2 separate regions of the Homo sapiens genome follow, and region 1 is linked to region 2. The links are chromatin loops, found by intact Hi-C in ENCODE. Cell type or tissue: GM12878. All regions are shown on one strand. Each heading gives the region's core, and the rest is flanking DNA. Links, peaks and the distances in the headings are about the cores only. Region 1 overlaps FHIT (fragile histidine triad diadenosine triphosphatase). Region 2 overlaps FHIT (fragile histidine triad diadenosine triphosphatase).

Evidence for each region. Hi-C counts contacts between places; a loop is a spot of excess contacts. Peaks named below come from ENCODE experiments on the same cell type or tissue, not always from the same donor. Only the 100,000 strongest peaks of a DNase experiment are listed, where the experiment ranks them.
Region 1: it touches region 2 in a loop (2.1-fold over the local background); 5 of 110 quality-filtered maps call a loop at or near these places.

Annotation. Positions count from the first base shown.
Region 1 is chr3:59,836,805-59,842,185 of GRCh38, reverse strand. The region is part of intron 8 of FHIT (fragile histidine triad diadenosine triphosphatase); the gene reads left to right. Among named protein-coding and RNA genes, the nearest start is that of CFAP20DC-DT, 750 kb to the right of the region's middle. In GM12878, for the core only: no CTCF peak of the experiment used is centred there; a DNase peak (open chromatin) is centred at 2,185.
Region 2 is chr3:59,775,411-59,780,791 of GRCh38, reverse strand. All of the region lies in intron 8 of FHIT (fragile histidine triad diadenosine triphosphatase), which reads left to right. All of the region lies in intron 6 of CFAP20DC-DT (CFAP20DC divergent transcript), which reads right to left. Among named protein-coding and RNA genes, the nearest start is that of CFAP20DC-DT, 690 kb to the right of the region's middle. In GM12878, for the core only: no CTCF peak of the experiment used is centred there; no DNase peak of the experiment used is centred there.

The DNA of each region.
Region 1 (5,381 bases), core at 191-5,190, 61 kb before region 2:
CAATAAGCCAGTCACTAAAAGACAAATACTGTATGATTCCACTTACATGAGTTATCTAGATTTGTCAACCCTCATGGACAGAAAGTAGAATGGTAGTTGCCAGAAGCTGGGGGGAGGGAGAATGGGGAGTTGTTATTTAATGGGTATAGAATTTCAGTTTTACAAGACGAAAAAGAGTTCTGCACATGGTTGGTGGCAATTGTAGCCCACAATGTAAATGTACTTATTGTCACTGGACTGTACACCTAAAAATAGCCAAGATAGTAAATTTTAGATTATGTGTATTCTACCACAATAAAAGAAATTGGAAGAAAATATCAGTGGTAATCCTTCCCAACTCTATAGATACCCCTGACCCTGCTAATCCCATAGGTCTCAATGCACGATTGGTTTTCTTTATAATCAAACTTGGCTGGTTTCTGTTTATTAAAAAGATAGTTTTAAAGGATTGTCTGGGTTTCAGGAGTGTGTGTGTGCATCAGTACACCCGTGTGTCATGGGTTGGGTTCTTGGGCTGCAGTGCTGAGATGGACTCTGGAGTACAAGATGTTTATTAGGCATCAACACCTGTGAAAGGAAGGGGCAGAAACAGGAGTGGGCAAGGTAGAAGCTGGACTTTGAGGTAGGCCCTCCAAAGCTTCACCCAAGCCAGTGGGGAGCCCTGGGTTCATTATTGCCTATCTGGATTGTTCCGTGATGAATGGAAACAGCAGCATCTTGTCACACCTGCCTCACTCTGTAGGAAATGAAAGCTGCCCAAGAAATGTATGGTCTTTAGGGAAGCAGCTCACTGGAGCTGAGGCCCATTCTCAAGTAGCTAATGGCTGAACAGTGCTTGCTAATCACTATCCACCTTACAGTTGGGAGGCCAAGTCCCTCCTTGAAGGGCAACCTGGGTGGTACATATCTGTGCCTACCACAATATGGGTGTAGACTTCAGCCCCACCCCACACACATACCTAGATCTAGTTTAGCATACAGCTGTGATCTTCCAGAATGACAGGTAACCCAGGCAAGATCATCTGACCTTTTCATTTATATCATTTTCTACCATCAAAGGGGCTATGGACTCTGCCAAGAATGTAGCAAGCCAACTTGACCTTCAGAGGTAAAAATGAAACCCGAAGACATGGCGAAAATTAAACCAACTCTTTAGCAAAATCTAGAGATGAAGTGAGGGCACCATTGGTTCCTGGGTGTTTTAATAGAATGTGGAAATGTGAAGCAGCTTCCAAATGACATTTATTAAGCTCCTAGTGTATTTGCTAAATGATGTACACCCTGCTATGTCATTTAAACCTCACAACAACCCTATGAGCCCAGGGCTGTTATTATCATCACCATTATATAGATGAGAAAACTGAGGTGCCCAAGGTCCCAGAGCTGTCAAGCACTGAGGCAGGGATATAAACCTAAGTAGTCTAGTCCTGCACAGTTTTAACTATTCCCTGAGGACCTGACCATTTTTCTGAACATATGTACTGGGGACGTTGAGTGATGTAACCACGCAAAAGACTGCAGCATAGGTGTCTGCATTTTGAGGATTGAGGCAAGGCTTCTACACACAAAATTATAAATGTAATAAACATACAGCATTGTCCATTCCTGCGTGCTTGCTTATGAATTGGCGATGGATTTCAGAAGGAGAAGAAATCTCCTACAGAAGGGACTGGTGTCAGCTGTGCCTTTACAATGGGTTAAAGATAATTTGAATTCATTGCCAACATTCAAAAATGAAGAGATTCCTCATTGAAATTTTGATAGATGGTTTCTTTCTTTTTTTTTTTTTTTTAAAGGGGGATAATCTGGTGACATGATGCACCTTCCTGTGAGCTGGCAATATGCTGAAGGAAGTGGGTTTGCCATCCTTATCAAAGGGCCCCTATAGGTGTCTGAGTTGGTAACCTCAGTGGGGCCACAAAAATAAGACATTATCTTATAATTACACAGTTGCATTTTGGCTCTCTGAATGGGAATGATGGGGAATCTGCAAGAATGGGGGAGTACTTCTGTTCAAGTGAGATGTCAAGATTTCACCTTGCCCATCCTTTTTGATTACCTGTAGTCAGAGGGAAACATAGCCCACAGAGTGACAGCTCTACCCTCTTCTGACTCCTCCTGTGGCTTTTCTGTAGCCCCCACTCACTGTAGCCTGGCTACTTAGAAGGGATTTAACTAAAAGTGAGAAGTGAGATTCAGTGGTGAAACATGAAACTGAAAAGTCAGTAAAAGAAGTCATCTTTAAGAGTGAGGTTTAATGCCAACTTCTCCCTTGAGGGACCTTGTCACTTCAAGCCTTTAATACCAGGCCTGACAAATATTTAGAAAATGTTCAGGACTTAACCGTTTTGCACAAGGAGAGGACATGATGCCCTGATAGATTTATTTTTTTTCTCCTTCATCTCTAGTATCTGTGATCCTCTGAATCCTGGTAAGGAAACAGGTCTCAGAGGCTATTCTCTGAGCAGTGTTTGGTAGAGAGAGATAATGGCACTGGGATTGAAGTAGATCTTCCCAGAAGAGAGTGAAAGGAGATAAAGAAGCCATGGCTGCCTGCTCAGGGAAGTGGAAAAGGAACTTCTTGATGGGCTTAACCTTATAAAAGTGTGATCTCTGGAGGAACCGGTGGGCAGTAAGGCAGAGCTGCTTCATCAACAAGTATTTAAGTACTTACCGGGTACAACATATTTAACTAGGGAAAATACATACTTAAAGATGACTCAGTCCTTTCTCCCAAGGAGGTTACAATGTATCTGGGGAGACCAGCTGTACTGTTGTGAAATAGTGAAATAATTATGGAAAGCCTGTATGGTACTAATGATAAGAGGTGGTTTTCTTTTTTCTTTTCTTTTTGTTTTTTTTTTTTTGAAAATGAAGTCTCGCTCTGTTGCCCATGTTGGAGTGCAATGGCATGATCTCAGCTCACTGCAACCTCTGCATCCCGGGTTCAAGCGATTTTCCTGTCTCAGCCTCCTGAGTAGGTGGGATTACAGGCATGTACCACCACGCCCTGCTATTTTTTTGCATTTTTAGTAGAGATGGGGTTTCACCATGTTGGCCAGGCTGGTCTCAAATTCCTGACCTCAAGTGATCCACCTGCCTCGGCCTCCCAAAATGCTGGGATTGGGGACATGAGCTACCGCGCCCAGCTGGGAGATGAGATGGTTTTCTTATTCTTTCTTTTGTGGAATAGATCTCTTTTTTTTCCTAAGTAAAGGTCACCCAGATCCCAAATATATAAATATAATTGATCAAGGTAGCGCAGCTCTGGTTGAAGTGTAGAGGCAGGGGCTGGAGGTCTGACAACCTAGCCCGCTTCAGTTTCCTACTTCCGCCTTCAAAGGCACCTTTGCCAAATCTAGGGCTCCTCAAAAAACACACAGGAAGACTGGAAAAAAATCTGAATGTGTACAAGTACTTTTGCTTGAGTTTCATGCTATCCCTTTGGAGAGAGAGCATTATCAATCTCCAGTCTCAGATAAGGAACCTGAGACACAGAGGGGTTACACAACTGGATCAAAACTCTCACCGCTTGCTCATTTTGGAGCTGGCATATGAGCCCAGGTCTCTAAACCTAAGCCCTCTAAACCTGCCACTCCACAGTAGAGCAGATGCTAGTGTCCCATGCCAGAGTAAGAGATGGAGGGATCAGGAAGGCCTTGGGAAGAAGACACAAGCTGAGATGGGTTCTGGAATCTACTTGGAATTTGAGTCTATGCAGAGGCTAGGAACGACATTCCAAGTGGGAAGAACAGCAGGAACAGTAGCTGGGGGTGAGGGAATAAATGTGGTTTGGAAAACAGGTTTGAATTAGTTTGTGAGAGGGTTGCAACCCAAGGTAACCTTGAACTCTGCCATCTAGACAATGAAGGCAGAAACATTGTAGCAGAATGGGGCCAAGAACACAGCAGGGTTTCAGGCAGGTTTGTCTGGGCATTGAGGGCAGGTTGTTTGGGTAGAGAGTGGGACTGGGGTCAGGGAACCTAGCTAGGGGAAAGCTGTAATATTTCAGCCTGGAGCGAGGAAGGCCTGTGCTAGTTATGAAGGCTAGAGGGGTGGAGGCTTTTCAAAAGCAGGAGTGGGACAGCGAGAGTGAATGACTGTGGAGAGCAGTGAGGAAAATGGAGACAAAATGACTTCTGGAATCTGATTCTGAGAGAGAGGATGGGAGATGATGGCAAGATGATGGTGATGGTGGCAATGACTGCAGCTAACATTTGCCCCAGGCTTACAGGGTACTAGGCACTGTTCTAGGCTCTTTACAAAGGCTGTCTGACTTCATCTGTCCACAACCTTCTGGGGCAGATATTACTATTATTCCCACACCACCCCCCCACACCACCACCATTTTACATTGCAGAAAACAGTGCAGAGAGGTTTTGTAACTTGCCCAGAGTCCTATAGGTAATGGATGCTGGAGGCAGTATTCCAACCCAAGCAGTCCAAGTCCAAACCCATTCCCTTCACCACTGTGCTATAGTGCTCCTCATAGAAAAACGTATCCACATAATGACAAGGGCAGAGAAGACCTTTGCCCAATTTGATAGAGAAAACCAGTTCTCTCAACTTTTGTTTACTTGTGTAATCCTGAATTTCTCAAATAGGATTCCATGGGACATTTTTATAAAAGATCTAATGAAAATGTTTACAGTTGGCCCTCCATATCCATGGGTTCAATCAATGGAGGATTGGAAATATTTGGGGGGTGGGGGGAATTGTGTTTGTACTGAACAAGTGCAGGCTTTTCTTTCCTTGTCATTATTCCCTAAACAATAAAGTATAACTATTTACGTAGCATTTATATTGTATTAGGTATTATACATAATCTAGAAATGATTTGAACGATATGTGAAGATGTGCATAGGTTATATGCAAATACTATGACATTTTATATCAGCGACCTGAACATCCGTGCATTTTGGCATCTGAGGGAGGTCCTGGAACCAATTTCCCATAGATACCAAGGGATGACTGTATTGGTTCAGGGAAAGGTGACTTAAAATTAATCAGGCTTCTATACTCCAGGACTACTCAGCCATTTTTAGATAATAGAATAATGTGTTCTGAGAATTGCCAGATGGAGCCTGTACAAAGAAGTGTCTCCTAAGCAAATCCAAAAAACTGAACTCTTTTTTTTCTCACAGAAAATTAACTGTGTTTCTCCAAATACTAGTGTTGAATGGAATATAATTTAGAAATGATAGCATAGACGTATAGTGAGTTTAGGACTAGAAATAGCACTATAACAAGTCAAATCTTACCATGCGAAGGTAAGAAAGTGTCTTAATTACAATCCTGGGCCATTCTGCCTTTGCAGGGGCCTCATTTAGTCATCACTCAGACTTGCATCACTGTTCGGGCCCCTCCAGCCCAGTGTCTGC
Region 2 (5,381 bases), core at 196-5,195:
GCTGGAAGTCCAATATCAGGGCGCTAACATGGTCGGGGTGTTGGTTAGGACCCTGCTTCTGGTTCACCTTCTTGAGGTATCCTCACATGGTGGAGAGAAAGAGCTCTGGTCCTTCATGTCCTTATAAGGGCACAAATCCATCCTGGGGCTCCACCTTCATGACCTCATCTAACCCTAATCACCTCTGCGAAGGCCCTACTAACAAATATCTTAACTGGATTGTGGTGTTAATGAATTTTGGGGAAGTGGTGGGGGCACACACATTCAGTCCATACCACCCTGGAACTCCAGGGATTAAAGCTGAGAAGTCAGAGTGGAAGAAGGTAGAGCCAGTGTGCTCTCCTGATTCATTCCTGTACATAGAGAAGGAACCAGACACATGGAATGCAAATTCCAGTTGCAACACATTTTGTAGCTTGGACTGTTCACTGTAATCCACTGACATTCTACTTCTTCATCTGTAACAAGAACAAAGCAATCCTAATACCAATCACTATCATTTATTGGGCCCGTTACATATCAAACCCTAAGCTGAGCTGGAACTTTACCTACAGTGTGTCTTGGTGAGTTCTCACCTTAGCATTTCAATGCCAGTGATGGTGTCTCCATTTGAGGAGATAAGAGTGTCTATGAAAGATTGACCAAAAATCCCTACTTGTCAGGGATCCTGAGAAAATCCAGCGACATGGCAGGAGACAGCCACACACAGGGACCCATAGATAGTGTCCATTTCTATGGGAAGAGGGGTAAAATGGACTTTCGTGGAACTACTATGAGGCAGGCTATGCTTGTGGCTTTCACCCACCTTCTGCCTAGCAGTTGTTTCAGGAAAGTCCATTTTACTCCTTTTCCCAAAGAGATGGATGTTACCTGTGTGTCCGTGTGGTCATGCACTTTAGAATCCTTCTCCTCTCATGGGATGGGAGTTTCCTTACAATTTGTTTATCCCTCATGTATTTATCGAACAGTGCTAAGTGCTGGGAGCATGGCAAGGCACTGAACTGGCTCTGTTGTCTACTGCATTTCAAGTCAAAATGGAGGTGAAGGAAAAAGAGGTACAGGATTGGTCCCATGGGGAGAGACACTGACTTGAGGATTTCCTGATAACCTCGTATGCCCGGATCAGTGTATCAAGGCCTTTTATTGTTCTGTATTACTGATTACTACATATTTGGGTAGTGTAACTTAGCTTATAAGAAGAAACTGGTGTTTTGAAAAAATGATGTTTTCATGAATGGAAGGCATACATACCCTTTATGCCTGCCTCATGTAACTAAAGCCTTATTTATGTTAATGGCAAATGGAGCTAATGTAGCACACAGGATAAATCATCTCAGCTCAGAATTCTAATTGAAGGCTCCCTGGAAACCAGGCAGACAACCACCACAAAGGCAACCCATGGACAAAGCCCAGGAATGGCTTATGTACGTTAAGGTTTGATTCTGTTGGCTTCAGCTTCCTGGAACCTGCCTCTCGGTACCTGTCCAGAACAACTCTCTCTCTTCCCTTAACAATATATACGTTTCTGATCACAGTGGTTTCCAAAAGCACCCCTAGAGTCTGAGTGGCACCTAATGATGGCATCTCTTTCTAGAAAGTCTTTATGTCCAAGCTAATGAGCCAACAAATATATGGCCAATGTTTCATGGAGTCTGCAAACTTGGATGTGATTTTCTTCCCTGGCTGAAGTCAGGGTAATGCCAAGCTATTAGCTTAAACTTAAATCAGTACAAGTAATCAGTAGTGCCCATTCTCTTCCTTTCTAACAGTGGAATAAGGGCAGGTCCACCATCTGGTATAGGCATTAGCCACTTTGAGTTAGTCTTTGTCAGGTTAAGTATATTCAAATCCATGTAACTGTGAGGTTTCTTACAAAAGCTAGTTGATTCATGGGAAGGAGTAAAACAAAAGACTAGCAGGAACCCCAGGTCAGCAGCTCCAGGTCCACTCACTGTTTTCTAAGCGCTTTAGAAAACTTAAGGTAAATAATAAATCTATGTTTTTCTCCACAAGACCCTTAAGGTTCTTATGATTCAAAGCCTGTTTCTCTACATGACAAGCCTAAAGTACTCCCCAGTTCTTTAGAAGGGACAGAAGTCTCTGTCCCAGGGGTTGTCCAGTTGTGGCCCACATGCCAAGTTGGACCTGCTGCTTGTCTTTGTAAATAAAGTTTTATCGGAACACAGCCAAGTCTGTGTATGATCTGTGGCTCCTTTTTCACTACAGTGGCAGAGTATTTGTGGCAGAGACCATATGGCCTGAAGAGCCAGAAATAGTTACTCTCTGGCCCTTTACAGTAAAACATTTGCTTACCCCTGCTCCATCCTAAAATGGGGAAAAAAGTTTAAACTACATGCTACAATACAAGCTCTATGAGGCCAGGGGCCATTTTGGTTTTGTTCACCTGTGTATTACCAGGGCCTCCTGGGTTATGGTCATTCAACAAATGGAAGATTTTAGACTTCCTCCCACTCCCTACAAGTTTGCGTCACTTTTACTCTTTATCCATTCCCCTCCCACTGACTATAGGATTGAAGTCCCAGCTTTATCATCTGTCTTCAATCTTACCTCCTCCATTAGCATTTTGTGAGCTTCTAAATAAATGGTGCTCTTCATTCAGTAGATACTTATTGATCCCTGATAAAGTTCCAGGCACTGGGGGATAGAGGGGTGAACAAACCAGATCAGACCCAGACCGCCAAAGAGATTACTCTAGTAGGAGAGACAGAAAAAACCAATTAAACACACAGACATCTCAGAGAGTGAGAAGGAAATGAAACTTGGTATGATAAAGAAAGTATTTATGCATATGAATTTGGTTAGAGGGGTTAGAAAAGGCCTCACCAAGGAGGTAACATTTCAACTGATAACTAAATGAGAAGCTGTAAGCCCGGGGAAACCTGGGGTAGAGAGTTTTCTAAGCAGAGTGAATAGTGATTGCAAAAGCCATACATCCAGGATGAGCATGGCATGTTCAGGAAACAGAAGGGAGGCCAGTGTGCCCGGAGCATTGGTGAGCAGGCAGAGGAGTTGTGGTTAAAGAGGCAGACGGTGGCCTAGAGGTCTTCAGGGCCTAGCATGACATTAGAGTTAGAAGGTATTAGGCAAGGGAATGACATGATCTGATTTAACTTTTAAAAGGGTCACTCCCTGGCTGGATTAAAGAGAGGTAAAAGTGCAAGCAAAATTATCACAGTGGTTTATATCAGAGATGATATAGTGGAGGTGGAGAGAAATAGGCCCTTTGGGATGTGCCTTGGAAGCAGGTAGAATTTGTTCATGGATTGGGTGCAAAGGCTCAGAAGCTAAGAAGAATTGCTGGTTTTTGGCTCGAGTAACCAGCTGGATGATAGTGCTATTTACTTTACAGACTGAAGTAGGGTAGGAGAGTTACAAGTCAGGGGTTTTTTTTTTATCTTTGGGTGATAAATATAGGTGCCCACTACACATGCGAGAGGAAAGATTAGATGAGCCATTAAACACGCATGGTTGGAACTCATTAAACGTTCCAGGCTAGAAACATAAATGTGGGAGTCATAGGAGATAGTATTTAAAGCCATGGCCTTGAATGAGACCACCTGGTTGGGAAGAGCAGTAGAATAAAGTAAGAGAGCTGAGAATCAAGCGTGGGCCACCCTGACATTTCGAAGGTGGATATGGGAGAAGGGAAATCCTTTCTAAGCAGACAAAGGCAACTACAAGTGCACAGGGCCTAGACATGGACCGTGCTTGGAGTTCTTGAAGAATGTGACGAGAGCACAGTGAGCATGGGAGACACTGGAACAAAATGAGGTCAGAGAGGAGTTTAGATTTTATTCCATGTGTGGTGGGAGGGCATGGAATGAACATGGAACAGGAGTTATAGGTTAAGAATCGGAGTTCTGAAGTCAAGAAACCTGAGCTTGTCAATAAATTCTGCTACTTACTGGGCCAGGTCACCTGTTTGTGCCTTAATTTCCTCATCTGTAATAAAAGGATGATATTAATACCACAAAGGGCTGTTGTGAAATGAAATAATATATGCAATGTGCTTGGATCAGCGCTGAGCACACATAAGTAAGTGCTCAATAAATGTCAGCTCTGATTATTATTGAAGGGGAGAATCATTTGATCTGGTTTATGTTCTTAAATGATGCTGGACTGTAGGGAGTCAAGAGTAGAAGCAAGGGGTCCATTTAGGAGGCTGCTGTCATCAGGGGGCACATGGTTCTTTTTTCAAACCCCGAGGAGTCTCTCCCCTTTCCCTGCTGTTTCCTGGATGGCCCATCACTGTCTCACTGTTCTCTGAGCTAGTGGAGCCAGTCAGGCCCTTACTTTGCACATAGCCTGTGCAATGTCCTGTATTATTATTTATGTCACATCTCTGTGACTGAGTCATGGGCCTGTCTTGCCACTTTTTGTTTTTGGACCCTGCCCTCAGGTCCCTAATCAGAGTGTGATGGTGAGCACTTGTAGCTGTCACCTCCACTGAAGAGAACAGCAGCGGTCTGTCTCAGTACCCTGGAAATACGTGCAAGCCACAGCCCATTTCAGAGGAAATTCTAGTTGTAGAACCCCGGAGCAGAAAAGCTATGGGACTCTGGCCTGAGTGCTGTTAGAAACCAGCCAGGAGGAAGGCCCATTCCCAAAGGGGAGGGCTTCCAGCCCATGCTGCCAGGATGGGCTTCTCAGCAGGAATACAGTTTTCAGGCTCATTTAACTCCTGTGGACACATGTAAGGAGCTGGGCAGGCAATTCGAATTCATTTTCGAGGTGACAGCGCCAAACTTTGGCTGTGTTAGCTCACAGAAACATTAATGGGATAATGTGCTCCATCATGGAGAATGAGAATCAAAAAAGGCTTTAATGGGGCTTCATTATCTCCATCTGTCCATCCATCACTTCTTCTCCATCGCTCACCACTTGAGAAATGAGAACACCCCCAAACTAATTAGATTTATCCTAATCTCCTTTCTGTACCATCCATCCTCTCAGAGGCCATCTGTGAGTGTAGAGTTCAGACCTTTAAGAATTATGCTAATCAGTCTTTTTCTCATTTAAAGCGTTCATCTGATGACCACAATCTGAAACTTCTGGCTGTGACAAAGGGGAAACCATTCTAAGATTTCCTGCTAATTTCAAACACCCTCATCCTCACATACAGGCCACATAAGGGCCAGTTTCTAAGAAAAGAGCTAAGGATCTTTGAGCCAGGTAACAAGTTTTTTTAAAAGTGTGAGGAGAATTTTAATTGGTTTATAATATGAGTGGGAGATGATTTGCATTCATTTATAAAATCAAAAAGGAAGGTGCCTGAGCTGTTAAACTCGGGAATGGATTGTGTGTTTGAGTGGTGCGACCACTGATGTATAAAATGCACAGGAGAACCAATTCACTGAGGT